Linked DNA regions of Homo sapiens: region 1 is linked to region 2. Evidence: chromatin loops called from intact Hi-C (ENCODE). Cell type or tissue: PC-3. All regions are shown on one strand. Each heading gives the region's core, and the rest is flanking DNA. Links, peaks and the distances in the headings are about the cores only.

The links. Hi-C counts contacts between places; a loop is a spot of excess contacts. Peaks named below come from ENCODE experiments on the same cell type or tissue, not always from the same donor. Only the 100,000 strongest peaks of a DNase experiment are listed, where the experiment ranks them.
Region 1: it touches region 2 in a loop (5-fold over the local background); 1 of 110 quality-filtered maps calls a loop at or near these places.

What each region holds. Positions count from the first base shown.
Region 1 is chr7:84,319,580-84,335,340 of GRCh38, reverse strand. It overlaps a transcript of SEMA3A not described here. Among named protein-coding and RNA genes, the nearest start is that of SEMA3A, 130 kb to the right of the region's middle. In PC-3, for the core only: no CTCF peak of the experiment used is centred there; no DNase peak of the experiment used is centred there; H3K4me3 peaks cover 579 bases; H3K27ac peaks cover 1,835 bases.
Region 2 is chr7:84,245,771-84,261,531 of GRCh38, reverse strand. It overlaps a transcript of SEMA3A not described here. Among named protein-coding and RNA genes, the nearest start is that of SEMA3A, 59 kb to the right of the region's middle. RefSeq lists an enhancer at 9,518-10,717. In PC-3, for the core only: no CTCF peak of the experiment used is centred there; a DNase peak (open chromatin) is centred at 9,881; H3K27ac peaks cover 1,548 bases.

The DNA.
Region 1 (15,761 bases), core at 3,774-8,773, 77 kb before region 2:
TACAAAATATCTGAAGAATAAAGGTGCAAAATTTGTAAAACTCATGTTTTTTGTTATAAAAGTAGTGTAGTCCATTATTATACCAAGACCAATTGAAATTATGTACAATTATATCTATTTTATAAGCCTATTTGCAACCAACATTCATAATAAATTAATAGTAGAGAAAAATACAAAAATCAATAGGAAATTCTAGTAATTTAGAGAGTTTATCCTCCCTATCTTACAGAATAGATTCAAAGTATTTCAAAAAATTGAAAATTTTAAGGTTGAATTTTTATCAGTAAGGAAATATTAAAGCATTTATAGTAGAAAATATATACAGCATGTTAGAAATTGTACCACATTTTAGAAAGATTTTCACAAAAAATGTCAAGATAAAATCATTATTGTTTTTTTGAGGGCATGAGTCTAAGTAGAAAATGAGGGGGTAGTCTAAGTAGAAAATGAGGCGTGGGACTTAGGGGGAAATTGAGGAGGCAGGGCCAGGGGAAGAGCCAGGGAGCAGGACCAGGAGGGGAGGGTGGGAGTGGTGGGAGGGCAGGGGTTGTGAGTGAGAGGAAAACAAGAGAGAAGATGGAGGGATGAAAAGTGGATCAAGACAGGAGGGAAGAAGCAGGGGGGCAAGTGGAAAGGGAGGTAGTAAAAGGGAGGATTGAGGTTGGGGAAAAGAACATGGGGGTGACCAGGAGGCAGCAGGTTGGGGGAGAAATAGGGAAGTAAGACAGAGGTGGTGAGAAGCGAGGGCCAGGACCAAGGAAGAGCAAAACAGGAAGCAAGGAGGAAAATTGAGGGAACAGGTGGAGGAAGAGTGCAGGAAATAAGGGGAAGGATGGAGGGCTAAAATTATTTTATTACAAGCCATTAGTTTAATAAAATATTTTTCTTATTTATGTAATTATACATTGTAAGTAGCCTAGTTTTCTGGAAACTTTTCTAATCCATAAAATCTCATCTCAGGTTACATGAAATTAGATTGAAATTCATGAGGTAAATTATAGATTATGAACATAGAGATTAACTTTAGAAGTTAATTATAAAAATATTTTCATTACTCTGAAATCTTCATTACATAAAATTTATTAATATATTTATGAAAACAAAATTTGTAGAATAGCAAATATATAAATGGAAAATAAACTTTTAATCCAAAATATTTACTCTTAAAAAGATCAATTCCGAGATTTGGAATTATATAGACAGAACTTAAACTAGCAGTGATCAAAGTTTAGTTTGTGATGACTTATTGCATTTTAGATGATTAACTTTTAAGAAAAAAACTATTGTTTTTAGTATTTAGTCAATTGTAAGAAAATGAAACATGGATATATACTATTACTTTTCAGTACATTTGGTGGACTTTAAGTATATGACAAAATCTGTTAAATATAGGATATAGCACAATCCAGAAAGTGAAAACTACATCTCTTCTTTTCAGTGCATTCAGATTAAATTTCTGGCAATGGCAAATTCAAAAGTAATTTCCCTTTAAAATTTAAAAATAACTTCCCTGATGCCCCAAGGCTTAGAATTCATTTAAATTATAACAGATACTTAGTCACTTTGTATGTATAGCATATGTCTTGGATAAAAGTCACAAGCTGAAAACAAAAGAGAAATGTGTCAGTGCTCATAGGCATTACACCTTTGAAAATGTCCTTCCTTAAAATATTTCAAAATTAGCACATTTACCAGATTATGTTCTTACTTTCTTGTCTTAGAACTGTATTTTTCTGCATTTCAATTTTTCTTTGGAAAGTAGAGTATATCCTGGCAAGCTAGAACAGTTTGAAATTTTGAAATAATAATTAAGTACTCCTTCGTATCATTCTATTAACTAAAGTCACTCTCCTCACCTCATCGTGTTGTTTCTTTGCTTGTTTTAGTTTCTTCTATGTGTGCTAAGCATTATGGTAAAGAAGTAAATGATGAGGCTAAAGACTCTAGAGTCAGTGTTGTAGAAAATCTTCGATATCATCATGGTCAAGTTAGAGTGTTACTGAGTTGGAATACTAGCCAGTGGAGGATACTTTCTTCCTTGTGTTGCATTTTGTACAATCTAGCAGAGGTGAAAACACCAACTTAGGGAGCATCAATGGAGATCTCAAAGTTTTTTGTGATGAAAATCTTGATAGGTGCTTCAACTGAGGATTTTGGAAGACAGCAAGTTTTAAAAGCTATTTCTAATTTGACACAAAAAGTACAAAGTTACAATTGTCATTTTTCACATCTTATATAAGACATGCTCCATCATGACCAGCAATTACACAAAAATAGTATCAATGGAGGTAACTAAATAACTAATGAATTGACTCCCTAAATCAAGTCCTGATATATTATTAAAGATACCAGTCTTAGCTGGAATCATGACTTTTTATAGAATGAGATTGCATTATTTCTCTTTCTTATCCTAAATGATAAAATGATTCATAACTCTGAAATGTTAAGTCATTACCTTGATAATATGTATGTAGGGAGTCAAGACATGTAAATAATAACATATTTCAGTATAGTAAACTTAATAAAGGTACTCAATGTTTTAATATAGTCAAGAACTGTAAATATTTACTCTGGGGTAAGAACTAAAAAATAAATTATTTTTTCTTCTATGCTTTTTAAATAAAGCACAGATTTATACATACGTGTGTGTGTGTGTGTGTGTGTGTATACACACACATATATTTCAATTTATCAGTGCCTTGGATTGACGTCACAGCCACATGTTAAAGCTATGTTCTTTTAACTACCACACTAAATTGCCACTGAAAGAAAACAAGGATTAGCTTCTTCAGATTAGGATGATTTTAAATTGTCTTTTCTCAATTTTATCCTGTAAGTGTAGACTTATAGTAAAGAATGAACAGATGTTAACTTGTCTTGCCATTTAGATTTCTGCAGACTACTGTCCAAGACTTCGTAGAATTAAGAACATCTCTTTTCATTGGTGGTGTATCCAGTGATGGGCACTGTGAAAAATAAAAAGAGGTAGATTACATATACATGAAAAATAATTCATAATAATTTACAATCACATTAATAACATTTTAATATTAAGCAAATATAATGTTATTTTTTTCTGGAAATGAGTCGTTGGGACTTAGAATTTTGGGTTTATTTGTAATATTCTGATAGGAACATCTGCTATGAGCCACTTGATATTAACATATCACATGATTCAATGACCTATGTAGTCTCCAGATCCTTTGTTGGAACTCTCTCTGAAGGGTATATATGGCTGAATAATGGTAAAAAATAAGTAACTTAACTAAAGAGGAAGACAACTGAATCCTGCTTATGAGAATTTTGTGAATAAGCTGAAAGAAATGACCAGGAGTCAGGACTTTTACTTTTTTAGATTGATGTGCTCATTCATGCAAATTATATTTTTCCACTGTGCCAGAACATTTCATTAATAAAAGGGAAATACCTCATTGCCAGTGGGGTTGAACAGGCTCTCATCCACATTTCTATTTTACTCCAGCAGATTGGACTTTCCTGCCTTCCATTTCCCCCTTTTCTGCCACAAAAGGAGCATGCACGCACGCATGCACGCACACAGACTTCATTCTCTCTTATTACTTGCCAGCTGTAATGCTGAAATGCCAAGGTCTAAAATGTGTTATTTTTTTTTTCCCAAACAGCAGCAGCAGCCACATCTGGATCTGTGAAACTTTAGTCTTGGCTGGTTTCCTTCTTTTTCTTTATGGCTTTCCAGGCACCTGTGGACGTCCTGTATATACACAATGACATCAAACCATAGTTGGAAATCTGATTCTCTTGGTATAATGAACAATGATTAGTTAGAAGCATATAAAACCACAAACTGCTAGTAATAAAGAACAATTTCAATGCATTGTAGATAAGGGGCAATGAAAACTTAACTTAAAAATTAAGTGAATTTGAAACAGTTAAAGTAACTAGAATCACCTGAATCTTTCATTTTCAAACTTTATTATAAAATTATGGGTTGGGATTAAAAGCAGAAACTCAACAGACTTTGTTTAAGGTAGAAGGCTCTTGTCATAAAATATTAAGCCTTGATTTCAAGCTAAAAAATCTTTGGAAGAAAGCCAAAAATTCTTCCAAATACCCCTGGCAAATTCCTTAGTCATCTTAGATACTTCTGTTTTTTTGATACCCTAAAGTTCTTGACGTATTTTTGTGATCCAGATTGGATGGCTTCAAAGTAGGATTTGGAGATTACTCAGAAAAGCAATCAATAGTTCAAAAAAGAAAACCATATCTGTCACAGGTATTGACTATTTGAAACTTCATTCAGTACATTTCTACATAGGTCATGACATTCAAATATAAAACCTAGGATACTGACTTTGATCTATAAAACCTAACAGTGTATGATTCTTTCCTTTCTTTCCATGGCATGGAATCATTGGTTTATGTCTTGAATGCCTTGGCTAGCCACCCTCAGATATGCTTATCAAACAGATAGATAAAGAACATAATCCATTTCTATACTTTTCATCCTCTTTGATTTAATAAAATCCAAACCATTCTTATCTCAGAATATGAGGGAAGGACCATTGCAGTCATTAGCTTATGCTTCATGGAGGAGTTGAATTATTTTTTAAAAAAAGTGCTTGTAGTATTCTAAAATACCTAGTCATGTAAGCATGCAAAAAAATAAATAAAAAACAACTACCATATCCCATGTACCACAGGGGGAAAAAAAGTGATAGAAAGTCAATTGTAGATGACTATTTTGGGTGGTAAAGGAAAAATAAACTAGGTAATACCCTTCCAGTGATAAGAGATGAAAATGTACATGTGCCTTCCTACTTTATGTCCTCACCATCTCTGCCACTGATATCTTCCGAATGTTTACTATGATATTCATCTAAACACATGAACTTCATTGGAAACATTTAAGTCAGTAGATCTTATTAAGTAAGTGCATATGATAATTTGTTACTTTTTAAAATTGTTTCAAAGTTTGATATTAGAATTCCTAATTGTTCAGGAGGTACATTTAAAAAGTCATTTTTCTCACCCATACTTTATTTTTGAGATAACTTCACTTTTGAAATGTACTATGAAAATACTTAATAATGAGATCTATTTTTTAAAGTTAACTTTTAAGTTCAGGGGTACATGTGCAGGTTTGTTATATAGGTTAAAATGAGCAACGAGACATATATCCAGGATATAATATATTTATTTCTGCTAAGTATAAGCCAGTGATGCCTTAAAATAAATTGCACATAACTGGCCTTGCTTTTATTTTACTTATGTTATTGGTTATGAGATTCTGTGTTTTCTAGATTATGCTTCATCTTTGCTTATTAGGTAAAAGTGTGGGGAATCTGATATGGATTATTATGATTGGCCCAAAATCACTATTATTGAATTAATCAAATAGTGAAACACATCAATTAAACCAGCAGTTACAAGCCCTAAGTTGGCCAGAAAAATAATACCATAAAATTTTGCAGTGTGGGACTGTAATTTATTTCAAGGCCAGAGAGACCCCATGTGAAAGCACAAAGAGAAGTGCAAGTATGTGATATAAAATAACACAGCTTTTGAAATTATACACTGTGTTCCCTCTTATTTTGCACTAAATGTTTATTTTAATTTTCAATTAGAAAATATAATGTAGCACTGTATTTTATAAGGGTATGGTAAACAAAACTACGGCCTCCATCTTATTTTAGAATCTCATTATTGTTCACCTGGATATTATAATAGTCACATGATCTAATTGTTCAGTCTTTCTTCTAGGTCTCTGGGAGAGTGTCCTTCCTAAAATTTTGATATGTGCATGTTTCTTCTTTGATTACAATCTTCCTCAAATCTTTTGCCATGACCACACATGTCCAGCCTTTTGGCTCCCGTGGGCCACATTGGGAGAAGTATTGTCTTGGACCACATATAAAATATATTAACACTAACAATAGCTGATGAGCTGAAAAACATAAAATAAAATAAATAAACCGGCATAATGTGGTGATATCCACCACCACATTTAAGCAAAAAGGTTCTCACATTCAAAGGGTTGGACACGGCTGCATGACATCTCAAAACTCATCTTTTACCTACTTGTTTCATTAAAATGTCTGGTTTGAAACAGAAAATTACGTGTAATGTCTTGAACACTCAATGTTTTACTGCCTTCATGCCTTTATACATAATGTTACCTCTGCCAAAATGTCATTGATTTCTCTTACCCCCTTCACAACATCCCCGTTTGCTTGATGCAATCGGGTTTTTTTTTCTTAAAAGTTCCAGGTTTTAATGTAGATGATGGGTTGATGGGTGCAGCAAACCACCATGGCACATGTATACCTATGTTTAACAAACCTGCACGTTCTGCACATGTCTCCCAGAACTTAAAGTATAACAATAATAAATAAATAAATGAATAAAAAGTTCCAGGTTGAAAATGACCTCTGTTAGGAAATTATATGTGAGAGGAAGTTGAAATTATTTCCCAGAGACTTTGTATAACCCTGTGTGTGATTCATTTAAATTATTGCATTTCTTTTCATCATGTATTTGTATGTCTTTCCCTTCTATGGGAATTTGAACTCCTTTTCTGCTGAGACTGCATTTCATTCACAACTGTGTTTCTGGTAGTATCTTGTAGAGGCCCCAAATCCTTAGAAAATATTTGTTGAATGAACAAAGGAAGGAAATGAGTCAAAATGAATAAAAGTCAATACAATAAAAGACATTTTCATTCTGTATAAATTTACCATAGGTTGTCGAAATAGATCAGTTATAATCGACTGATTCAATGTACATAAGAGTCTATCTCATCAAAAGAGAAGCTTTCAAATATTTTATGCATTACAAGCAACATTGCGTTTTTCAAAGATATTTTTCTCATATAAGAAGCTTCTTATTCTAAAAGTTACTGTCTATTTTGTCTCTCTTCCCCTCTATCTCCTGCTCTTTCATTTTCTTTCTCTTTGACTGTTTCTTTCTTTCAAGAACTGAACGTTTATGTTATGTCAGAACTTTCTGTAGGACATGGTGTTAAAGAGGTCATTCATGTTTACGTATGTTTATCAAATGGTATTGTGGCAATGCAAATGAGTATTATGAAATGTAAAGATGAGAACACTAAAATGGTTTTTCCCAAATAGGTCTGCCATAAATAATAACTGACTTCTCCAATTTCCAGTCCTCATTCATTTTGGGTTTTCTGAGTAATATTCCTAAAGATTACACTGGCTTTTAAAAAATAATTTACAAGCAAACTTATTTGTACAAAAGAAATTATATGCACTCCAACAAAATTGATTATTGAAAGGTAAATGGAAGCACTTATAAAGATTTAATTCATAAACTCGAAATCGTAATCTAACCTTTATCCCAATAAGTTAGAACTACTATAAATTATCTTTCTGTTTGATTAATTGTGTGGAGAATATATGCAAATATTACATTATATTGTTGCCATTAATCCTAGTTTACATTTTAACTCTGGCTAAAAAATCTAGCGAAAAGGAAAACAGCCTTATGATTATCCATTTATCAAAGAGACCATGTTCCATAGCTGCTTTTCTACATTGAAGCTTGCATCATTTGCATGCTTTTATGCTTGAAATCTCTGATGAAATGCCACATTACTTGCATTAGCTAGCAGTGGTGAAAGTTATAAAATTGGAGCTAGTTTAAAATAATGCTACTTTGAAAAATTAAACATTCTGTAAAAAAAGATGGTTAAAATATACAATTCATAATTTTATAGATTTTTTTAAAGATCTCATATACAATATCCTGAGAGATCTTATAAAAATCAAGAATAATTTTTCATGCTCTCATGCATTCTCTGTTAGAAATTACACATGCTCTTTGATAGTACCTTGCTATATGTGAAAAAATCCTGGTATAATTCTTGGCATATATCAATGGTTCATTATTTCCCACTACCTTTGCCTACCTGCTTTTCTTTCTCCCACTACCTCCCTTTCTCTCTTTCTCCTTTCCTTCCTAGCATTTTTTTCACCCTTTCCCCCATCATGACTACTTTATTTTACATGAAGTGCCCCCTGATTATTCCAATGAAAACTGACTACCTGCTTTCTGACTGTCATTGAACATACCTAATGGCCTAGAATTAAGTTATTTTATGTAAATTATTTCAAAAGATCTTTTGGAATTCTCTCATAGGCAAATGTTCACCTCTCTGAAAATATTGTGAATCTATTAAGAGTAGCAATAAACTCATCAACAGATTTTGCATATTTCAGATAACCTATTATTTTCTTCTATAAATTTAAGTTCCTTATAGATGCTGGATATTAGACTTTTGTTAGGTGCCTAGTTTGCAAGTATTTTGTAGGTTGTCTGTTTATTCTGTTAGTTTCTTTTGCTATGCAGAAGCTCTTAAGTTTAATTAGATCCCATTTTCAATTCTTGCTTTTGTTGTGATTGCTTTTGGTTTCTTTGCCATGAAATCTTTGCTCATGCCTATGTTCATGATGATATTGCCTAGGTTGTCTTCCAGGATTTTTATAGTCTTGCATTTTACATTTAAGTCTTTAATCAATCTCGAGTTAATTTTTGTATATGATGTAAGGAAGAGATCCAGCTTCAGTCTACTGCATATGGCTAGTCAGCTATCCCAGCACCATTATTGAATAGGGAGTCTTTTCCCTATTGTTTGTTTTTGTCAGACAAGCTATCATTTTAAAAACAGGTCTATGATATTGTGCCTGTAACAGCCTTCTAGACTATTTTCAACACAAGGATAAATTTTTATGCCACATAAATTTTCACAAAACTGAATAAAAATAATCATCAAATGAATATACATAAAATATTTATTAAATACATATCACTTATAAATTCAATTTTTTACAAGGAAATTTCACAAAATAAAATTAATCATTCTGTATCTTTTCTGTAACTCCACAGTGAAACTGTGATTTACCCATAGGTTTTAGTTATATATCCAAAAACCCAAATCAGTCAAAAGCAAATAATTCAAGAAAATATTTATTGTTTATGCTTCATAGAACACTTAACTTTGGTTTATATTTGTCTCTTTATACTATAGAATTAATCAATTTAGAATTTGATCAGAAATACTTATTTAGTGATTATCACTATGAATGCCCTTGCATAAGCAACCAACATGCATCTTTCCTCTAAACTATTGTAAAAGCTCTCTAAATTATCTCCATGCTTGCACAGGCAGCTCTATAATCCATACTCCACCATGTTGCCAGAGTGGTTCTTTTGAAGTACGCCAGATCACAGAGGGATATTATTTAGCCAGAAAGAAGAAGAGCATCTTGCCAATTTTTATAACATGGATGAACCTGAAAGACATTATGATAAGTGAAATAAGCCTGACAGAGAAAGACAAATACTGTATGATCTCAGTTACATGTGGAATCTGAAAAGGTAAACTTACAGAAGCTGAGAGCAGAACAGTGGATACTAGTGTTGGGGGTGGGGAAATGGGGAGATGTTGGCCAGAGGATACAAATGTTCTCTTACAAGATGAACAAGTTCTGGTGATTTAAATTACAGCACGAGTGGTGATGGATGTGTTAATTTGTGATAATCATTAAACAATGTATATGTATATTGAATAACATCATTGTATTCCTTGAATATATTCAATCTTTACTGGCTAATTAAATATTTTATTATCTAAAATAAAATAAAATGGGGCAAATCATATCACTCCTCTGCTCAAAACCTTACAAATACAAGGTTCCTCCTGGCCTGCCTATTCCTTGATGGTCTACAAGACTCTTGGTGGTTATACTCCCTCATATATCGCTGATCTCCTTTGCCACCTGTCACCTAGCTTGGACCACTGCAGCCACATGGCCTTCCTTGCTACTCCTAGAAGAATACTTCCCCCTGTATACTTTGAGTCTCTTCTGTCTCAGATTCAGATATCCTGTGGCAAATCTTCTGTCTTTATTCAGATCTTTGTTCAAATGTGACCTTTCCAGAGAAGTTCTCCCTGACCTTCCGATCTAAAACAGCACCACTCATCACTCTCTTTTTTGCCTCACTTCGGTAGTATTTTTTAAAATCATAATTTGATTGTTTGATTGATTAGTTGATTGTCTATTTCTTTTCACTTGAATGTTAGTTTTATAGGAGCAGGAACTTCATGTATCCATTGCCTTAACTTCAGAGTTCAGAACTCTGCTCCATACTTGACCCAACTAAATAATTGTTTTAAAATGATAGATAGATAGATAGATAGATAGATAGATAGATAGATAGATAGAGATATATACATTCTCCATTGTGACAGGTCTGTAGGTCTATTATTTAAAAAGACAAACATAAGTTATGGTATATATAGCATTTATTCTGTTAGATATACCACTTGTTTTCATGCTTCATATTTTATAAAGTATCTTTTTGTCTTTCTTTTTGAACGTAAGGTCTTTGACGGATGGAGTGGATTGCATCTACCGAATTATAGTGTTTTCTACAATGCCACACATGCCTTATACATTTTATCAATCAATAAGTATTTGTTGAATGTTGAAAGAATGAAGTTATTTTTATGATTAATGATTATACTGTAGTCTGGTCTTTTTTTTCCATTTTCACCTATATATTGTAGTCTATTCAGCTAAGCATATTTTGGTATGTATTTTTCACAAGACTAGAAAATGATTTTTAAGACCATGTGCTTCATAATAAATTGAAGTCTCTTTGAAAAATAAATTCAGAAATTATTTTGAATTTTCTTGTTAAAGTTAAAAAAATTACATATTTTGTTATCTAGAGTTCTAGTTTAATAAAATATGATTGCCAATGTATATATAATTACCATTTTGCTATCTATCAGCCAAAACAGCATTTGTTTTGTTTCAGCCATATGTTCTTTTCTTTTTGCTTTATGACAATCTTGTTTTTGTTCATTCACTGGAGCTGGCAGATAACTATGAGATGGAATTCCAAAGCCAATTCAGCATTAACTTTATATCCATGACCAGTGTCAAATCTGGACTCTATCTAATAGAAATGTTGAGTAATCTCATGTTAATCTTCTCTGTGTAACAGTTCTGACTTGCACTAATGAACAAGATTTGAATGGAAGCTCCAATAGGTTACTCTGGTCCTATAGAGTTTGCTTTTGAAGGAAACCATCCTATGGATTTATCCCACCCACCTAAGTCAGGCTGCTGTAGCTCAACAATATTTGAAAGGTCTTCACACACACTGTAATTTTTTAAAATCCTTGACTTTGTGCCAAAAATTTAAATTGGCTCTGCCATCACACTGATAAACACTAGTTCTTCAGATAATTTTATTTATTTACACGTTTTGACATTGTGTTGATTTACCATTTATTTTAACAGCTAGGAAAGGTAATACATAATTACAAACTTTCAAACACTTTATTGTAAACCACATTTAAAAACTAAAATATGCTACTCTCTAGAAGAGAATAAACAGATTTATATATGATTTTAAAGTCACAAAGAAAGATGTTTGATGTAAATATTTCTATTGTGCAGATGTACTACAGCAAAGAAAAATTCATGGGATATTACTGTCTGTTATAATATCAGAAAATTAAATTCTAAATTAAAAAATAAAATTCTTAGCCTGTGTTGCATAAACCTTGAATGATGGTAATCAACCATGATGCATGACTAAGGCGCACATCTGTCCATATGATTTATGACAGAATATAATCAGAGAATAAGCTTTCCATTTTTAAAGAACTATAGTTCATTGTAAGAAGGGGTCATATTTAGCATGGAAGCATTTTTTTTTAATTTTATACTATTTTTTCAGAGTTTTCCCTATGTTTCCACTCAAAATTTACTCGTTTTCACTCTTTGTACATTGCAAGTACCCCCTTGTGAACTTCCACTCAGGAAATGACATGATTTCTCTTCATCAGAGAAGTGTTTTCTTTATAAGAAAGGAATTGTACTTACGTTCTGCTTTAGCTGAAGGCGGTCTGTCTGTCATATGTGGCACACTTGATTATGTAGTGATTAGTGACAAAAAACATGTAGATTAAGAGCTTTGCTAACATGAATATTAGCAAACTTTAGCAACCCTACCACAGTGAATTGCATCTTTTGAAGAGGAAATCAAGTACTCTTGAGTATTGATACTTTTGATTGACATAAATATTACACTATAGAACAAAACGCACAATTAGTTTAATTAAAGTCAATCTATTGATAGCTAATCTTCAGAGAACGTTAAAGAAAGCATTGTTGTTAATACTTATGGAGCATTTATTATGCATTTAATCATAGTATTTGATCATGTTCATTTAAATAGTGATTTAATCTTCATTATACACTGACAAAGGGTATACTATTATTTTCCTCACTTTACAGGTTAAAAAATGAAGGCCACAGTTGTGGTTGTTTGCCAAATTTTGTCCAGTGAATGCAGTGGTAGAATCAAGTTTCCAATCTAGGCAGTGTGGCTCTACTGAATACACACATACCTGCCATGCTATTCTCCCTCAGTATTAGAAATGGAAGCCCCTCTTCTCAAATGCAAAGTCCTTCAGGAAGCCTGTATGGACTTTAAACATGACTGATGTGATTTCACATTTTTTAAATCCTCAAATACTATTTTTGTATCTTTCTAAAAAGTTATGTTTTCTTTAAAATGATTGTATTAGTCTGTTCTCACGCTGCTAATGAAGACACACCTGAGACTTATAATTTATAAAGGAAGGAAGTTTAAATGACTTGCAGTTCCACATGGCTGGGGAGGCCTCACAATCATGGCAGAAGATGAAGGAAGAGCAAAGGGACATCTTACATGGCAGCAGGCAAGAGAGAGAGCTTGTGCAGAGAACTCCCATTTACAAAGCCATCAGATCTTGTGAAACTTATTCACTACTACCAGAGAACAGCATAGGGGAAACTGCCCCCATGATTCAATTATCTCCACCTGGCCCTGCCCTTGACACATGGGGATTATTACAATTCAAGGTGAGATTTGGTTGGGGACATAGCCAAGCCATATCCATAATTAAAATATGAATGATGATAACAGTGAGAAAATAAGTGTATTTTATTGTAGGATGCTTGTGACAGACATTTGTTCTACAAGTATTAATTCATTTAATTCTCACAACACTATGGAGTAAGTAGTATGATATGGTTTGGCTCTGTGTCCCCACCCAAATCTCACTTTGAATTGTAACTCTCATAATCTCCATGTGTCAAGGGCAGAACCTGGTGGGAGGTAATGGAATCATGGGGGGAGTTTCCCCCATGCTGTTCTCATGATGGTGAGTGAGTTCTCATGAGATCTGATGGTTTTGTAAGTGTTTGACATTTCCCCTACTTGCATTCATTCTCCATCCTGCCACCCTGTGATGAGGTGATTTCCACCATGATAAGTTTTCCGAGTCCTCCCCAGCCATGCGGAACTGTGAGTCTGTGAGTCAATTAAACCTCTTTTCTTTATAAATTATGCAGTCTCAGGTATTTCCTCCTTCTTCTTCTTCTTTTTTTTTTTTTTTTTTTTTTTTTTTCCGTAGTCTCGCTCTGTCGGCCAGGCTGGAGTGCAGTGGCACTATCTTGGCTCACTGCAACCCCTGCCTCCCCGGTTCACACGATTCACCTGCCTCAGCCTATCAAGTAGCTGAGACTAGAGGCGTGCGCCACCACGCCCGGCTAATTTTTTGTATTTTTAGTAGAGACGGGATTTCACTGTGTTAGCCAGGATGGTTTCGATCTCCTGACCCCATGATCTGCCTGCTTTGGCCTCCCAAAGTGCTGTGATGACAGGCGTGAGCCACTGGTATTTCTTCATAGCAATATGAAAATGGACTAGTACCTAGTATTGCTATGTATTAGTATCATTTTACATACAATTAAACTTAAGGTCACATAACTGGTTAGTTGCAGAGCAATTATATCAACCCAGGCAGTCTGGTCTTAGATCATGTGTATTTTACTTTCTTATGCTTATTGCTGATTTTACTGTGCAGAGAGATTGTGTTATATTGAGTCTCTGTTGCACTTTCATAAACTAGTATCCTAACATTTTAATTTTAGTGATAATTATAGTTCATTTTGTTTCACAAATCATGTAAATGTAACTTGGAAAAACATACAATAAAGAGCAATTTTCATGAATAAATATTTGTTGAGTTAAATCTGTAATGATACAGTTAGAGTTAACCAAAAGAGAACTAATGATTATGACATGGGATTAGAATTATCAACTGGATTTAGGTTTACAATCTATGTGTTCTCCTCCATACATTGTGTCCAAATCACTTGATTTTTTCGAGGTAAACTAAAATTTCGAAAACTGTGATTGTAATCAAACTTGTTATTATCAAATAAGAACTCTTTCCTAAAGTCAACAAGAAAGAATGAAATTCAGCTAAATACATATTGGACTAATATGAGGTAATTCACCAATATTGATGGCCAGTATATATTTAACACACCAGTGAGTCAAACATTTCTATATACCTCATCATTTCATCTTAACAATAATTTTACATGAAAATCACAATGATACTCATTTTACTAAAGAAAGAAGGAAGGCACAGAGAGATTAGACAACCTGCACTAGTGTAACACAGCAAGTAATTTGGAGAAATTTCATGTGATTTCAAATCTCCTGCTCTCTCACTACATCATGACAATCCCACATTGTATAATAATTGCAATTCAACAATTGTACATAGTTTATATTTTTACTGTGAAATAAACCCATGTGCAGAAAAAAAAAATAATTTATTTCTCAAGTACACTAAAACTTCCCTTCTGTGAACAAAATGACCTAACAAAGATACCTTAAACTGTTCGTTTATTTTGCAAATGAAATTGTATTTCACTTTTACTTTTTATAAATAATTTTACATTTCCAACTACATGCATTCAATAATATTATTAGTTGATGCTAGCAATATAAAGTATATGATTAGGCTAGCATAGGAAACAACTACTTAGATTTTTTTAATAAACTTTTAGAAATTCTTTGGAGGAATTCCTGCTGAAACTTAACTTTTTCATTGTACTGGAAGAAACATATTATTTTAACTATATCCTAACAGAGTAAGCAAAAAGCCTATACATAGATTATTAATTTAAGATGGACAAAAAAGGTAATAAATTATAATACCCAGAGACAAAAAATTATTTTCTTATGGAAGGAAGGAGATTATAATATATATACCCTGTAAGGTATTATTAAGACTAACCATATTAAATTTATTACCAAATTATCTTGATGTGTGGTCAAGGGAATCAGTGCTTCCATTATCATAATCATAGTGTGGGCCCAGAAAATAAGAAACAGAAGTGTGACAGTGTCAGATATGGTAACAGAGAAGTGATTCAACTGAAGTCCTTGCTATCAGTTGGGCTCCTACTTTGGGTTTAGCAAAAAGAAATCATTTACTTTCTTGTCTTTGGCAGTGTAGTGAATTAATTCTCTGAACCACTTCTTAGAATGGTGATTTTTAAATGCGTAATATAAAATATATAGTGTTAACAAGGAAAATCCATTATATTGTGAAAATTATAAAAATATTGAAAAACACAAATTTGTGATTTAGCAATACATGTGCTTTTCATTTAAATCGTTAAATAAGAGGATCTAGTGAAAGACCTGTTAATAACACAACTTTTTAAAAGTTATGAGTATAAATGAGATTTTAAGATTTACAAAAGAAGTATATTGTGATATGAAAATATCTGCAATATATTTTGGTGATAATGTCACAGATATTGCTAATACCACTGTGGTTTGTTATCTATTTTTATAAATGAAGGAAATGCCAATCTTTAGTTAAATGTTATTTAAGA
Region 2 (15,761 bases), core at 6,984-11,983:
ATGTGGTGGCTCCTGGAAGCATGGAGATGCCAAAAATCACAGAGCCCCAAATAACGTATTACAGCCCTGGCTCAGGGAGCCCCTAGATCTGGATCCTTAAAGGGCCACAGCTTTTTTTTCCTTCTCATCACCCACAATGTGGTCAGCAAGGGGGTTTTTCAGCCTATTTGTATTATAGCTCTTTCAGTCCTGCCATTCAGTGAGTCCTGAGTTCTCATTCAGTGTCCAGGAAGAATGAGGTATGCAGACAGCTGGAGGGTGAGCCAGGTAGAGAGGAGTGTTATTGAGTGACAGGACAGGTCTCCACAGACTCAAAGTGAGTAGCTCCTATCCACAGACAGGCAGTCCTGATGGGTCTCCAGCTCTCATCAGAAAGAATACCCTGAGTGGGTAGCTCCTTTCCACAGCCAGGTCATCCCAATGAGTTGAAGAGACCCAGATTGGGTATCTCCTTCTCACAGTTGGTAATCCCAATGTCTGTGTGAGTTGGGCTGAATCTGGGGGGTTTATGGGCTTCAAAAGGGAGGAAATGCATGTTGATTAGTCCATGGACAGCCATGGGGGGCCCAGACAAAGCACCATAAGTTTTCACTCCTGGCCACAGACTCCACCTGGAATGGACAGTCTGGGCCTCAGGCTTCAGGAAGTCCCTGGCTTGAAGGTGGGATTTCACCAAGGATACGCCCCTTTCTGCCCCTAAGCCTATCTGCCTTCTGCTGCCATCAACATATCATCCATGACGCACAGGCTGTTCATGCTGAGGGTTGCCTGAAGGCCTATGCCAATCCTCCCTCAGTCCCCCCCTTGGCCTCCTTCCCATGCTCATTTGTGCCCAAAGTCCAGAGGGAGCCAAGGCAGCAGGGGCTAGCATGTCAGAGCCACCCCTGAGAGCACTCACATCCAACTGTGTTGCAACAGCACCTGGGGTTGGCTACAACTCTGGTCCAAAATTGGAGTAGGTGCCGGGAGTGGGGAGAGGCCAGACAGTGGGAACAGGCACTTTCGAGCCTTCAGGGGTGAAAGGCTTTCTGGTCCCTGGAGAGTGCAGGGATACTGGGGTCTGGAGCTGTGGCTGGGCATCTGTGACTGAGCTTGGGAGTGTGGGCTCCTGCCCCACCAACTTGGTGGCGGGTGGGGCTCTCGCCTGTTCCTGGCTCCCACTGGACCTATGTAGTAAATAGCTGCACCTCTCCTCCTGCAGCTGGCATCCTTGCAATGGCAGCTCCAGATGGGTTGTCGCTGCCATCAGTAGTATACCTATTATGGTGCCTAGTACACATTATTTATTTGACATAAAGTGACCTAGTATTATGGAGAGAGTAATGTTTTACTTATTTTGTTCTATGAAGCTCTTAAAGATATACCACGCTTAAATGATTCAGTTATTCTCATATTTTATTAATTCCCTCATTTATTCATTTACTTGTTCACTCAGCAAGTATTTATTTACTACCAACTAAATGCTAAGCATCATTCTGTTTGTTGTAGATGCAACAAAGTATATGAGAAAATGTCTTTGAAAACAACTGTAGGCAGTAGGCACCTGACACGAAGCATCAAAAGTTTTGCTGTGTATCGGCATCTACAATGAGCTGTGCTCTAGAACACTCCCTTTCTCCAGAGAACAGCCAGGGGCTTGCCTTCATTTTATGCCATTTTATGCCAATTTCTCTACTTGCTTGCTCTTTTTTTTCCTTTCTTTTCTTTTTTTTTTTTTGTGCGTGTGTTGTTTTTTGTTTTGTTTGTTTGTTTTTTAACTGCACTAATCACTTAGATCTTCACTTGCAGCTTGCTTTAATTTTTCTCCTACCCAAGGTTTTCATTAGTGACATCTATATCTCCTCCTGGGCAACGTTTAATCTTAGCAAGGGAAGATTCCCATTTTTTTCCCAGTACCATAAATATTCTTTTATTTTCTTCTAAAATAAGTACCTAGGATTTATTGCAGGAAAATTACATAATAATTATTTATTTTCATGTTTTCCTTTTTTTCTCAGTTGTATATTCAAGTAACCCTTTCTCCAAACCCCTCCTTCATTTCACCCCCAATTCCCTACACCTCATGGACAAATATATGTATCTTACATAACTTCCACCTGGGAAGTTAATCTTGCATAGCTTTAGGGAACCAATTTCTGTTCTCAGAATGAAGTGGGTGGAGATATGAAAGAGGTAAAAAACATACTCGTCTCTTTGGTCATAATTTATCCTGGAGGTGGCATACTATTCAGAACAAGTATAGAAGAAACAAAACTCTCTTCATAAATTGTGTGTTGCATAGAATTAATTGAAAAATAGTATCCCATAAAACCTATCACCTATAGTGTAAACTAAGTGAAAAGTTGCTGGAAATTATTATTGATTAGTTTAAAATACATGTGGATTTTTTAATGCTCAAATGCTTTATTCTTTGAAAAACTAAATAATATGAAAATATGTAAAATACAGGTATCTCAACATTGAGGTTGTTGAAACATACTGTTCTCTAAACTTAAAAGACCAGCATAAGATATCCTATTTCTTTGCTGGAACTTAAGTTTCTTGGTCATAGAAACCAGTTTTGTGAAACAAGGGAAATATAGCAGATGGCAAGGCCACAGCTCAGAAAAGGAAAAAAAAAAAAAAATCATCCCTTCTGGTTTAGATAATCCCTAGAGTGTTGGTTTTGGAATAAGACAAGTTTCCTATAGCAGTACCTTAAAAAGAAGAATGAGGTTTTGTGGTTGGAATTTATGACTAGAAGTGAGGAATCTTGGGCTATAATTTTGATTGCACCATTTTCTCATTGTCTCATGGAGCAGTAAAGCAGCACTGATTAATAAATAAAAATTGACCAGCTGTTTCTAGGATTCTGTGAAAAGCACACTAAGCAAATATGCATTGTGACCTGAAGCATTTAAAATATTATTCAACTCTCAGATATCAAAAAATGAAACATAGGGGATATTTTTGCTTGTCTGAAAATGTGTGTAAAATCCTGCAAAAACCAAAGTGACTGTCCCCATTTTTTTTCCCACAAGGATGAGAGCATAATATTGAATTGGGTAGAATTATCTTCTCAAAATACAGCATATAAATCTTTCTTTGGATTACTATGTCACATTTTCTCTTTCCCTTGAACTTTTATATGGTGGGAAAGAATTCCCTAAGAGTTCAGTAGAAACATTACAATACTAAACATCCATCCATGAATACCTATTATACATAGGAAGTGAGGTCAAGGTAATAACAGTTACAAACTAAGCAATAGCAGCATCTGACCTTTGGAAATATGAGCTTATATCAGAAGGATTGCTTGAAAGCCACATATCTCCTCTACCCGTTGACCCCCAAAAAGAAACACCCTAAGTCAATGAAATGCTGGATGTGAATCCATATGATGAAGAAAGGGGAACCAGTAATGTGCTGACCCTGTGTGAGGCAGTGTTGCTAGAAGAAAGGGGAGAACGAGTCTTTGAACACGAAGACAATGACCTGAATCTCAGAGCTTTAAATGAGACATTGTTCGGTCTTGTCTTAGATATGTCACATGAGTATTTGCAATAACATTTGACTTGTCACAGAAAAAGTAAGAAACACAAGAAATGAAATACCATTCTGTTTATATGTCTAATATAGAAATAAAATGTTAATCATATTATATGATTTTGGTCCACATGTTTTGTCTCACTAGTTTAAGTTGTTTGTGTCATGATATTCATTTCATCTAAACCATTTTCTTTACATTTTATGAATAAAAACATATACTTTTTGCCACAATTAAGCACTAGAAAAAAAGTAGTGTCTTTATGAAATTTCATTCTGGGTCTTTATTGCTTTTCAGTTTCATTTAAAGAGAGCCAATACACACATAGTTGATGAATCAGATGAGAGAAAATCACAGCAGGCACTGTTTAATTTCTACTGGGAGGCCCTGGCCATCCTCTGTGGGGATTAATGTTTCAGAGCAGGTACACATTCTTGTCCTAAAACAAATGACTTCAGTGTTATAGCTAGTACCCACATGTTTATGCATCTTAATACTTTAAATGTTACCTGATTACAGTGTATGGGATTCTAAATATATACCAAAGAAAATTAAAGGGAATAGATGTGTATATTTAATAATGTATTATGGTCCCGGTTTCCTAATCTCCTGGGGAAAAAAATGTAAGTTTTAAAACAGGTAGCATGGTAAACCAGCTTTACAGTAGATCTGAACTGCAGATGGGTTACTTTTTACAAGTTCAAAGAACTCCAGTGAAGACTAAAATAAAAAAAAAAAATTAAAGTGCCCAGCCTGTTTTTGATGAGAGTTTGACATTTATTACTTCCTTTGGCTTTTCTTTTCTTTAAAAAAAATCTTGTGTGATTTAGGAGGACCAAACCTTTAGCTGCTATAGAGTCAGAAATTAAGTTAGTCAGAAAATAATATTCCCTTGTTACCATTTGATTCATGGAACATTGTGGAGACACTCTCTTTCTCCAAATGATTTTTGGCAGTTCTCTAAATCCCCTTTTCAACCATCGAAGCTGTCTATGTCTGGAATACCTATGCCGTGAGAAAACTCAAAAGAGAAAAAAAAAGAAGAGCAACAATATAATATATTAGTCTTTTGGATTCTGGTTTCTCCAGCATCCATTATTGCTTCACCAGTGAAGAGAAAATTCATCAGATAGTCAAACTGCAAGAAGTAATGCTTGGCCATCACAATCAAGTTTCCACTCAGAGAGAAAAGTCATTATAGGGTTTAGAATACTTTGTATTTATGTCTCATAAACAAGTTTAAAAATAACACCAAAAAAGGATGTTAACCATATGTCGTCTCACAGTTTGTGACTAAAGGGGATAAAGTTACCAGAGTTTCTTCAAGCCCTTTGAACTTGAAAGCCAGTATGCATTTTCCATCCCGTTGTACATTATGATAAACAGTAACCCCTTCATTGCTACCCTGGAGTGTGTTGTAAGCTCCCTTTGTTCAGCAAACTCAGTATATCACATCATTTTTATTACAGTGGTTTACTAGACTACTTTCAGACAGATGCTAAAATTCACTAGGCTTTTGTTTTCCTTATTTGCCTTTTTTTAAAACAGTATTTTTAGATAAAATAATGATTGAAATAATGGCTTTAAAAATGTCCAAAGGATCTCTAAGTCTCAGAGCAGTTGTAATGCACTTCAATAGAGCTTTAAGAATATATTTCCCTTGTTCAAAGATAAATGAGTTAGAGACAAATCATTACTTTTAAATAATGATGTAACTTTAAGTATCATAGGATATATAGTACATCTATAGGTACTACATTCACTTCACAAATTCACATACCACTTATTGACTACTAGGTATGTTAAAGCAACACTTTTCCACCTACTGTAGCATGTCATTTCTTGTGGAAGATAGTCATGTTCATATTCTTCTCTGCATTATGTATGTATTTAAGCAGGTATGGGACTGTAAATGCACACAATCAAACATACAGAGACTTAAGTGCTATTGACACCTTTACATCATCTCTGTCACCTCCGTCAATCACATCGTCTTCAGAAAACTCCAGATGCTAATTATATATTATATTTTATTCTTGTGCTTGGGGAAAGGATTATAAATCTCTAGATATTCAATAAATCTGAATTAAAAAGTGATAGACGCAGGATTGTTTTATCTGCCATCATAATAAAGAGGACATTAACATTTTAAAAGTCTTGCCTGTTTTTTCAGTTGGCAATTGTTTAAAGGATCAGAAAAAAAAAATCAGTGCCGAGTGTTTCTGTTTTTATTTTTGGAAGTGATTTTGGTATGCCTACTAATCTATATGCCATTTTTCTCATTACCAATCAGCTCTCATAATGAGGCTGATAATGAATGTGACCTTAGCATAAAACCATAAGACTTTTGCAATCAATGGAAATATGACAAGAACACAGAGACATCCGCCCCTGAAGTTTTCTAGGTTAGACCAAAGAAAAGGGAGAATGTAGACTCCAGAAATACTCACCAAAGACTATCCATTTGAGTAATTCTTCAGGTTTCAGATTTCAACAGAGTTGCTGTGGGTAACAGATGTGTTCCTGTCCATTTCCAGTTGGAATTCTACAATCTTTGTGAAGGGGTCAAGGTTTGGTTTGAAAGAAGTCTGGCTATGAAAGAGTGTTGCCTTTGGGGGAGATAGTCTGGATGGAAATCCTGGATGAAGACAATCTCAATTATTTATGTTTCAGTTTAGAGAGATATAAAATGGAAGTAGGAGAACAGCAAATTTACAGAATAGCTGTGAAGATAACAGAGATAATATATACGCAGCTATCAAAAGAATGCCTGTATTGTGATCAGTGCTCAATAAAAAATTAACTGATATTTCTGTTTGCTATGGTGTTTTTGATAAATTCAACTTTGAACCAAGGCCTGCCAATGGACAAGGACTCATACATATAGCCAGGTATGTAATGTCCCCGAGTGCTTCACTCCATGATGACAATCTACTTTCTACTTCCAAAGCTTTGGAGCCTCATCTTACTTCTGTCTGCTTTTCACTTGAACCTTTTCCCCAGCAGTCAAAAACTAGAACTTGAAAAGACTCACATTCTTCTTAAATGAAGTACATGCCAAATTTTATTTCATTAAAATTTGAGGAAGTCAATTGCAAATAATACTTCATTAACTTCATATAAATGTCTTTTGGTTCATATGTGTAGGCCATCAAATAGGTCAAGCAGTTTATAAAAGCAGACAAAAATAGACAAAACCAATCCATGATTATAAAAGTCAGAGTATGGATAATGATTAGGTGTACAAAGCAAGGGTTATAGGTAATTCCATATCTTGACTGGGTGGTGATTACACAGAAAGTCCATTTTGTAAATATGTGCCAATTAGCAGTTAAAATATGTGTACTTTATAATCATTATACTGTAGTAAAACTGCTTAAATTTTTAAAGAAGAGGTGTCAAGAACTAAGGATTTTCATGAAATGTACAATATTTAGAATTCCCATTGGAATATTATGCGTCATTGTCCTCTGATTTTAATTCTCAGGGAATTTGCTAAGCCACCGCAGATCAACTCGGGTACAAACACGTATACTTTTAGATCATAGCACTCAGCTCTATCTCTTCATTCTGCTTCCTAGTGAGTTTCACTCACATTCAAATCATTTCCTGTAATTTGCTGAAAACTTTAGCAACCCAACTCAAGTTTTTGTTTTGTTTTGTTTTGTTTTTCCCATGCAAAACCTAACAGCTATCTTAAGGAAATGCAATGTCTTTATTTTTGCTCAGATGACAACCTGCCCTTTCAGTTCCTTGACCTCATCTCCACTTGATTCAACCTAAGTAACCAAATCCCAATAGTCACATCTGGCCCTTGTTGTCATCATGAGAAGTTTAGAATAAAAGACTGAGATGATTAAATCTCTCACAGCCTCCTTCTTTCCAGTTCTCTCTTTCAGATGTTTGAGGACAGCAGTTCAAGATTTTGTCTCATTCACACATTTGATAGCTTGATCTCTCTGTTTTCTCAATTGTCATCATTTTTGTCATTTCCTTTCTATCCTCCTTGTAATTCACTATCATGTTAATATTTTATTTATCTAAGTTAATCAAGCTCTTGCATCTTTCTGCCAAACCCCAATTTGGGATCATTTGTACTAGTCTAGCATCTCCGTGCTTCCACCAGAACTACTGGAGAAAATCACAGAACAATGAAAGTTGGTAATGGTACACATTCATGATGACCAGCAGCAACCAGGTCCTAATGCTGCCCAGAGATTCTTAGTTGTGTCAACTTCCTCTCTGCAATTCTCCACAGAAGTCATTTCCAGGTATCTTTATCTTTCTCTCTTACAGCATTTGCCCTCCTCTATCCCTCCTTCCAAGATATAATTTAACTTCTTACTGCAATGGAGAAAGTATTAACCATCAGATGAGAAGAACCACCCCAACTTTGCACCCCCTGTATTAAATATAAAGCATGTATATTATATGCATATATATGGAATACATACATTATGCATCCATATCTAACATAATGGATACTATATATACGTAAATATATAACATAAAATATATATCCATGTCTTGTACACATTTTATCTCTACAAAACTGACCTCATTAAAGTTGCAAATAGCAAGTAACTGGGCCACTTAATCTAATAGACACATTGTGACCCTTAACACAATTTTTTTTTTTTTGGACTCTCCATCAGGCTAGAGAATCCATATAAGCTGAGGCTAGATCTGTCTTGCTACTCATATATTTCCAAACCCTTCAAGGTAGATGCCCAGGAAATGCTTACTGTGTGATTTAATTAATGTTATAAAAAAGTTACATAGCTCTTAACCAGGCCTTTGTAGAAAGCATGATTCTAAGTAACTTCAGGACTGGGCTCCTTGGCTCATGCCCGTAATCTCTGCACTTTGGGAGGCTGAGGCAGGTGGATCACTTGAGATCAGGAGTTTGAGACCAGCCTAGCCAACGTGGTGAAACCCTGTCTCTACTAAAAATACAAAAATTGGCCAATGTGGTGGCACACGCCTGTAGTCCCAGCTACTCGGCAGGCTGAGGCAGGAGAATCACTTGAACCCAGGAGGTGGTAGTTGCAGTGAGCTGATATCTTGCCACTGCACTCCAGCCTGGGCGACAGAGTGAGACTCTGTCTCAAAAAAATAAAATAAAATAAAAATAAAGATAAGTAACTTCAGCACAAAAGTATACATCCACAAAGCCTTTAGATCCAAGTTCTCTTAGAAACTTTATTAAAAATTACACTTCGCATTTTAAAATAAATTGATAATTTTATATATACAATTTCTGTAAATAGATGAGAGAGTGAAATAACATGTTTTATATCATCCATATATTTTTATTCTTCACTATATAGCGGAAGCTTTTAATATTCATGTCATCCTGAATGACTGTATAGGTAACAATTTGTTTTCCTGATTTATATATGGGGAAATTTGGTTTTCAATAAATGATAAATGTCTTTCAAGCATTGGGAAAATATCTTAGGTAAGCAGTAATTTTTATGACAGGTTCATAACTGATGAAGGAGACTTCACTTTCAACAATGGCTCTGTTACATGTAGCCCATTTTGCTGTGTGTGCTATAGCAGACTCAATACCACATCTGGAAAAATTCTTTCTTTCTGTGTTATTGCGTGGTTTGCCTTTATATGGAGGTCAGTACCCTTCTATTTGACTACGAATTGTTTTCTCATCTTTCTTCTTTCAGAAGTGACTGTCAATTCTATTTCCACATGACTGACTGTTAAATTATGTGATGCTACACTTCAGCAATACCATAGAATGATGCCCACCAGGTAACAATTAAGTGGTCTGACACTGATCTTACTCCTCCTGAACACTTACCAAAGTCTCTGCAGGGAACAATGACATTCAGGGAAGAGGATTGCTGGGAGGATGTACTTTCTATCCACTCTAGCAGTTACTCAGAAGAGTCCATTGCTGGATTCGGATGAGTATTCAAATTTACATCATTTTGACCTCAGGTAGAATTACTTTTTTGGAATTACAGGACATTTTAAAAGCCATATTATTCTTGTGGTTTTATTTATTATAAGAATAATTCCCCCTCCAAATTCTCTAGTCTCAATAAGTATATGTTCTCCGCAATTGTTTTCTTTTTATTTTGTGAACGCTGAATCACATTAGTGATTATATTAATCCTCATTCTTTAATCAGTAGCTCACATGAGTAGGAAAAGAAGGTCTAGGTTCTCTTGTTCTTGGTTAATCAGAAAAGAGCTTCTAAATTTTGTAAGAATTCTACAGATTCAGTGACCCAGGAAATCCTACCAGTCACTCTCAGGATAAAACAAACGGCTTTTGCTGCTTAGGAGAAGCTCAGTATGTGGTGAGGCTGGATGAGTCACATAATAATAAGTTTTATGTAAAGAGTGCTAGGGCGGTCACTAACTGTGTAGCTTGGTTTCTGTGGGACACCCACTCCATGAATAGCCTTTCAAGATATAAAGGAATATAGTTTTCTTGAGTCAGCCTTCTGGCTCAAAGACAATCTCTCTGTCTTCACTTTAGCATGGATGTCCTCACTTAAGAATAAATGAGAACCTGCTGCTTATGCTGGAGTTAGTTCTTCTGACCATGTGTACTGGCTTCAAGTCCTCCTGTCCACTTGGAAGCACACTCTTGGCTAACAATCATGTAAATCAGCTCTCCTGGCTCCTAACCTCCTGGAATTCCTCAATCGGAAATTCCAGCCCAGCTGCTCTCTTGATCACTTCCAAAACATAGTACCTTGGATCAACAAATGACATTTTTCATTTTAACCAATGCTTCTGAAAACACGATATTGAACCAGAATGTTGATATCATTAAAGTTAGTCAGTCGCATAGAACAAAGAAATTAATGGTGTCATTAAACCATAGATATGTTGAAATTTGACATACCTTTCTTTTGTTACATAAATGGCAAAAATGCAATGGTTATATTTGAACCTATTTATACTTTGAAATTTTAAAGATAAGAGAAACCCTTAGTAAGAGTAAGCTCTGTGAATTTCATCGCTACTGTCTCATCTCCATTTAATAAGAAAAAATTGACTCTTGAGGAGATTATCTGCGTGCTGGACATACGCATACTTTGTCAAATTGAATAGAAAACAAAAGCAAGAAACTGGTATTTAATAATTGACAAGTAAAAGTTGAGGCCTAATAGATTTTTTTAAGCAAATGATGAAATCAGAATAAAATTCCATAACTGTATTTTAAAAATAACCTATTGATAGAGGTAACCACTTGAAGAAACTTTCCATTACATAGAAATAGTGATGTGTCAATTTATATTGAATTATGAAAACAGATTAAAGTTAAATGTAAAGTGCCAAGCTTGTCTTAGCATTAAAAAAAATTACATTGGCTTGTGGCCAAAATATTTGCCTCCCAAATGTCATCCTTAGAACAATTTTTTAAACACACTGTGATTGCCTCTCCCTCCTCTCAACTCCCAGCAGGCTAAAGCAGACCTCACATGGTCCCACACAGATGTAGACAGAGAAACTGCTCATTATCAATCAATGAACACAAACAAGTTGAAGACTGCTCAGCTCCCCCTGCTAAAGGTAAAGAGGTTTAAAGCCCCCAGTGAGTTTATTATTCTGGGACTGAGATCGTCAAAGTCATTTGATTTTGACTTGCACAGTAGCCACAAAGGTTAAATTGAGGTTAAGTTTCCCAAACAAAATGGAAGCAATTAAACAGTTAAATGTTACTTTTTTTTTCTTTTTTTGGTTTGGTTTTAAACCACAGATGAAAAAAAAAAATATTAATGTAACCAAAATGTAAATTTTTATATATCTCTAAGTAATAAAGTGATACATAAGAAATTGTGTTTTATGCCTAATTATATGTTTCTATACATTAATTTTTCAAAAGAAATCACACACCAGTATAGTTTATATATCCCCAGCAAGTAACTGATTATAAGATTTTCTCTTTGCAATATGATGTCTGAAGACTTCAGAAGTCTATAATTTTGGATTAGAGAGGAAAGAAATCAGGCTTGTTGAAATGTGGTAATAATATTTCATACGTTTGAGCAGAGTCAATTAGAAAGAATACCAGTCTCAGAGTAAAAAAAAAAAAACAGGATGCAACTGCTTCCCCTTCCTTAGAGCATTATGCAAGCACAGCCTATTTTATTTTATGTAAATAATTTTCTTATTTTTTACCTCACTTGACTTCTGAAATAATTGTATAAGGCAGAGAGGTACTTGACAATTTTTTTTTTTTTTAGAAAGGAATCTCAGGAAGATGATGTAACTTGCCCAAGATGACATATTTAGTGTTTTAAGAGTTGGAACCAGACTCAAATGCACTGCTAATTCCACATATTACATGACATAAGACCTGGAATCATGGTTCTTTTCAGTATCATATAGTATTTGGTTTTATCTCTTTAAAAACAGGTGGCATTCCTAATGAATACATTTTTAGCACTATAAACAATAGTTGATATATTATTTACTGAAACTTGTGTATATGAAAAATATATCTTAACCCATCACCATGGGGAACAGGAAAGCCAGATGTGTTTATTTTACCTGCATGTATTGGCAAAAAGAAGTTAAATATGTATATATCTATATATATGTAGATGATAGATAGATAGATAGATAGATAGATAGATAGATAGATAGATAGATAGATGATAGACAGAGAGAGAGAGAGAGACTGTGACCAGCACAAATCTCCTCCTTACTAATTTCCTTTCCATCTTGGTCTCAATTGCTATTCTCAAAACAAATTCTATCTACTGGAAGTTAATCTAAAAGTGTTTCAGTGTGGGTAAATACAAGTAGAGGGGCGGGTTTGAAGAATGACCCTTTAGAGATACTTTAGATTCTGGGCAATCTCCAGATACAGTAGCTAAGGCAGGAACATGGCTCACTTGAGGAGCCAGAGGACTGGCAATCCAGCAGAGTTCAGAGAAGCACTTTATTCTTCTGAAACAGGGAAGCGAAAAGTTGAACTGCATGAAATATTGCATATGATTTGCCAAGCCTAGATACACCCATGACTCTCATTCCTCATGAGGTTAGAACTTGTTCATAGACATCTAGTCAAATGTAGCCTTCCATTGACCCAGATCATGCCATGAGGGAAGATGCAGTCTCTGAGGAGCAGTAAGTTTCCTGTTCCTTGAAGCCTCACACTCCCTCATAGTGGGAACGCTGGGCTATTATGTCTTAAGGAACGTTTTTGTAGTCTCTCCTAGGTACAGACCCTCCTAAAACTTACTGCGTAATTTTAAAAAGAGAGAGAGGGAGGGAGGGAGGGAGGATCAGAGAGAGAGAGATCAAAGAGTGGAGTTGTTTTAGGAGATATGCTTAGAGAAAACCTTTTAACACTATAGACAATCACTGACGTGCTGTTTATTGAAACGTGTCTGAAAAAAATATTTTAACTCATAGATAATAGAGCTAAAAAAAAAGCAGTGTTTATCACTAGGCAGAATAGAGACATATTGTAGAGGAACATAAATGTGTATCTGCTGACTCTCACAAAAAGACATGTGAATGCTCAGTTTATGATGAAATTATTTGCTTGACCACATGCCACAGCCTCCAAGCAAAAGGTTTTTTCCCAGTTCCCTTTTGCTGTGAAGTATTTGCATGCCGGGCATATAGCACATGCACAGGAGGGCTGCAGAAAGTACTTGTGCTTAATTTGTCAGAGTGGCATGGTCAAGAATTTGAAGTACCTTAAAAAAATCCATTTTAATAATTTTCCCTCAAATACATTATTAACAGCCACTTTAAAGGACAAGCTAAAAGTTATTTGAAGAGAAAGCGGAGAATTGAGGGAAAATATCAACATGGGGAAACTATCTTTAAATATATATTTTAAGTATTCATTATGTTTGTCATTTACTGGAAAGGAGACCACATATGCCGGTTTTTATATTGAAGCAATAAAGGAAGATAGTATGAATGATTATTTATGTATGCATTTATTTATCGGATGGTGACAAGGGAATGACTTCTTTATACTGCCCAACACAAAGCAGAATTATTCATGTTGAAAATATAAACATAATATATAAACTATAAAAGAGCCTAGGTAGTCAATTCATGCAGATGTAATCCAGAAGGTAAATCATGCTTAAAGGACCTTGAAGAAATAATTTAAACTTATCACATATTTTACCTTCTAAACACTGAGTCATCACTGTCTGTAGTTTTTTAAGTTCTTCTAAGACTCATACTTTCAGGGCAGTAGTACTCTCACACACCCTTCTGGACAACTACCAACAGTTACCAGGTGGTGAGTGTTCACTGGGGTAAGGGGAGTTACTATGGTTTACGCACTCTCCAGTGGATCATTGAGTTTATTAAATGAATTTTAGAAGCAAAAACAGCTATTTATTCTACATCTTGCAGATAATTTCCTTTTCTTCTTCTTCCTTTGTCTGCCTGGCCAGTCAAAATGTTTTGCTGTAAATATTGGGAAGTTATGTTACTCTTTATTGGCTTAACCCTTCTTAACCAAAGGTTTTATTTTCTTTAAAATTTTAATATCATTTTTCCCAATTACATATGTTATCCATACCAACTTTATTATAACTGTTAACTAGAAACAGACAGAGAGGGAGCCTACTTTTTATATTGTCATTTTTTCAATTTTTCTAAAAACTAGAAAATATGATGGACTAGAACCAAATATGACAATATGTTAATCTTGATGTTGAATACATGGATGTGTGCTATACATATTCTGTGAAGTGGAAGTAGTTATGTTTTAAAAATTTGTAAAGCTAATAAAACTTCATTATAAAACCACTGGAGATTAAAAATAAGAAAACTAATTCACCTACATAACTGCCATGCAGAATTAGCTATTACAAAAATCGGATAAGTCTTTCTGTGCTTGCTTTTTAAATGTACCTTCTCATAATTCTTCTTGGTTTGTTTTACTGCCACAAATTTCTATATACTGATATCAAATATCAATCTGATATTTTACTTTTTCCTTAGGCTTTTAGATTTCACCACTAAAAACATTTTTGATGGCATTAATGACACTTAAAAACCATAATTTATAATCATGTCATCCCTTTGTATTACATTATATCATTTTGTAATAATTATAAATATATTCTCATATTGTTAAGCTCTTGCTTTTATTTCAATCATTTTCTACTATAAATAGCTCTGTGAAAAATAACCTTGTATAAATCATTCTGATGACTCCCTTAAGACTAATTTTTAAAAGTTAAATTACAGAGCCAAAAACACACACTTATAGTTCCTTGTACATGTATACATATCAAGCTATTTTCTAGGATGATATAGTTTGTCCTCCCATGAGAAGAGGATGCTAGTATTCAAATTTTATACTCCCATCTATACTGAAAAAAAAAGAGAGTTTGAGAATTTTGACAAATTAGTAGCAATTATTAGTTCATTTGCATTTATATGATTACTTTTCATTTTGGATATATAATATACATGTATATTTTATCTGTTGAATTTCTTATTTCAGAGATTGTGTAACTATATATAACCTCTGTCTTATTTTAATTTGGGGGTGTTAGTCATTTTTTATATATTGAAATTATTAATCCTTTTTAATGTCTTTAGCAAAACCATATGAACAGTTTATATTTCATTTTATTTTTGACATACGTAAGTTTAAGATTTTATGTTGTCAAGTGCATTTTTAAACCACTTTTCCATTGGTTTTATGCTTGGAAAGTCCTTGTTTTAATTTTCTGGCGCAGCTGTAACAAATTACTACAAACTTAATGACTTAAAACAACGAAATTGTATTCCTGGGCAGGATAGCCTAATAGGAACAGTTCCCATCAGCAGCTCCCAGCAAGACCAACACAGAAGGCGGGTGATTTCTGCATTTCCAACTGAGTGTAAACAAAGCCACCAGGAAGTTCAGACTGGGCGGAGCCCACTGCAATGCTGCAAATCCTGCTGTAGCCAGACTGCCTCTCTGGATTCCTCCCACCCCGGGCAGGGCATTTCTGAAAGAAAGGCAGCAGCCCCAGTCAGGGGTTTACAGATAAAACTCCCATCTCCCTGGGACAGAGCACCTGGGGAAAGGGGCGGCTATGGGCACAGCTGTAGCTGACTTAAACATTCCTGCCTGCCTGCTCTGAAGAAAGCAGCAGATCTCCCAGCACAGTGCTTGAGCTCTGCTAAGGGATGGACCACCTCCTCAAGTCGGTCCCTGACCCCCATGCCTCCTGACTGAGAGATACCTCCCAGCAGGGGTCAACAGACACCTCATATGG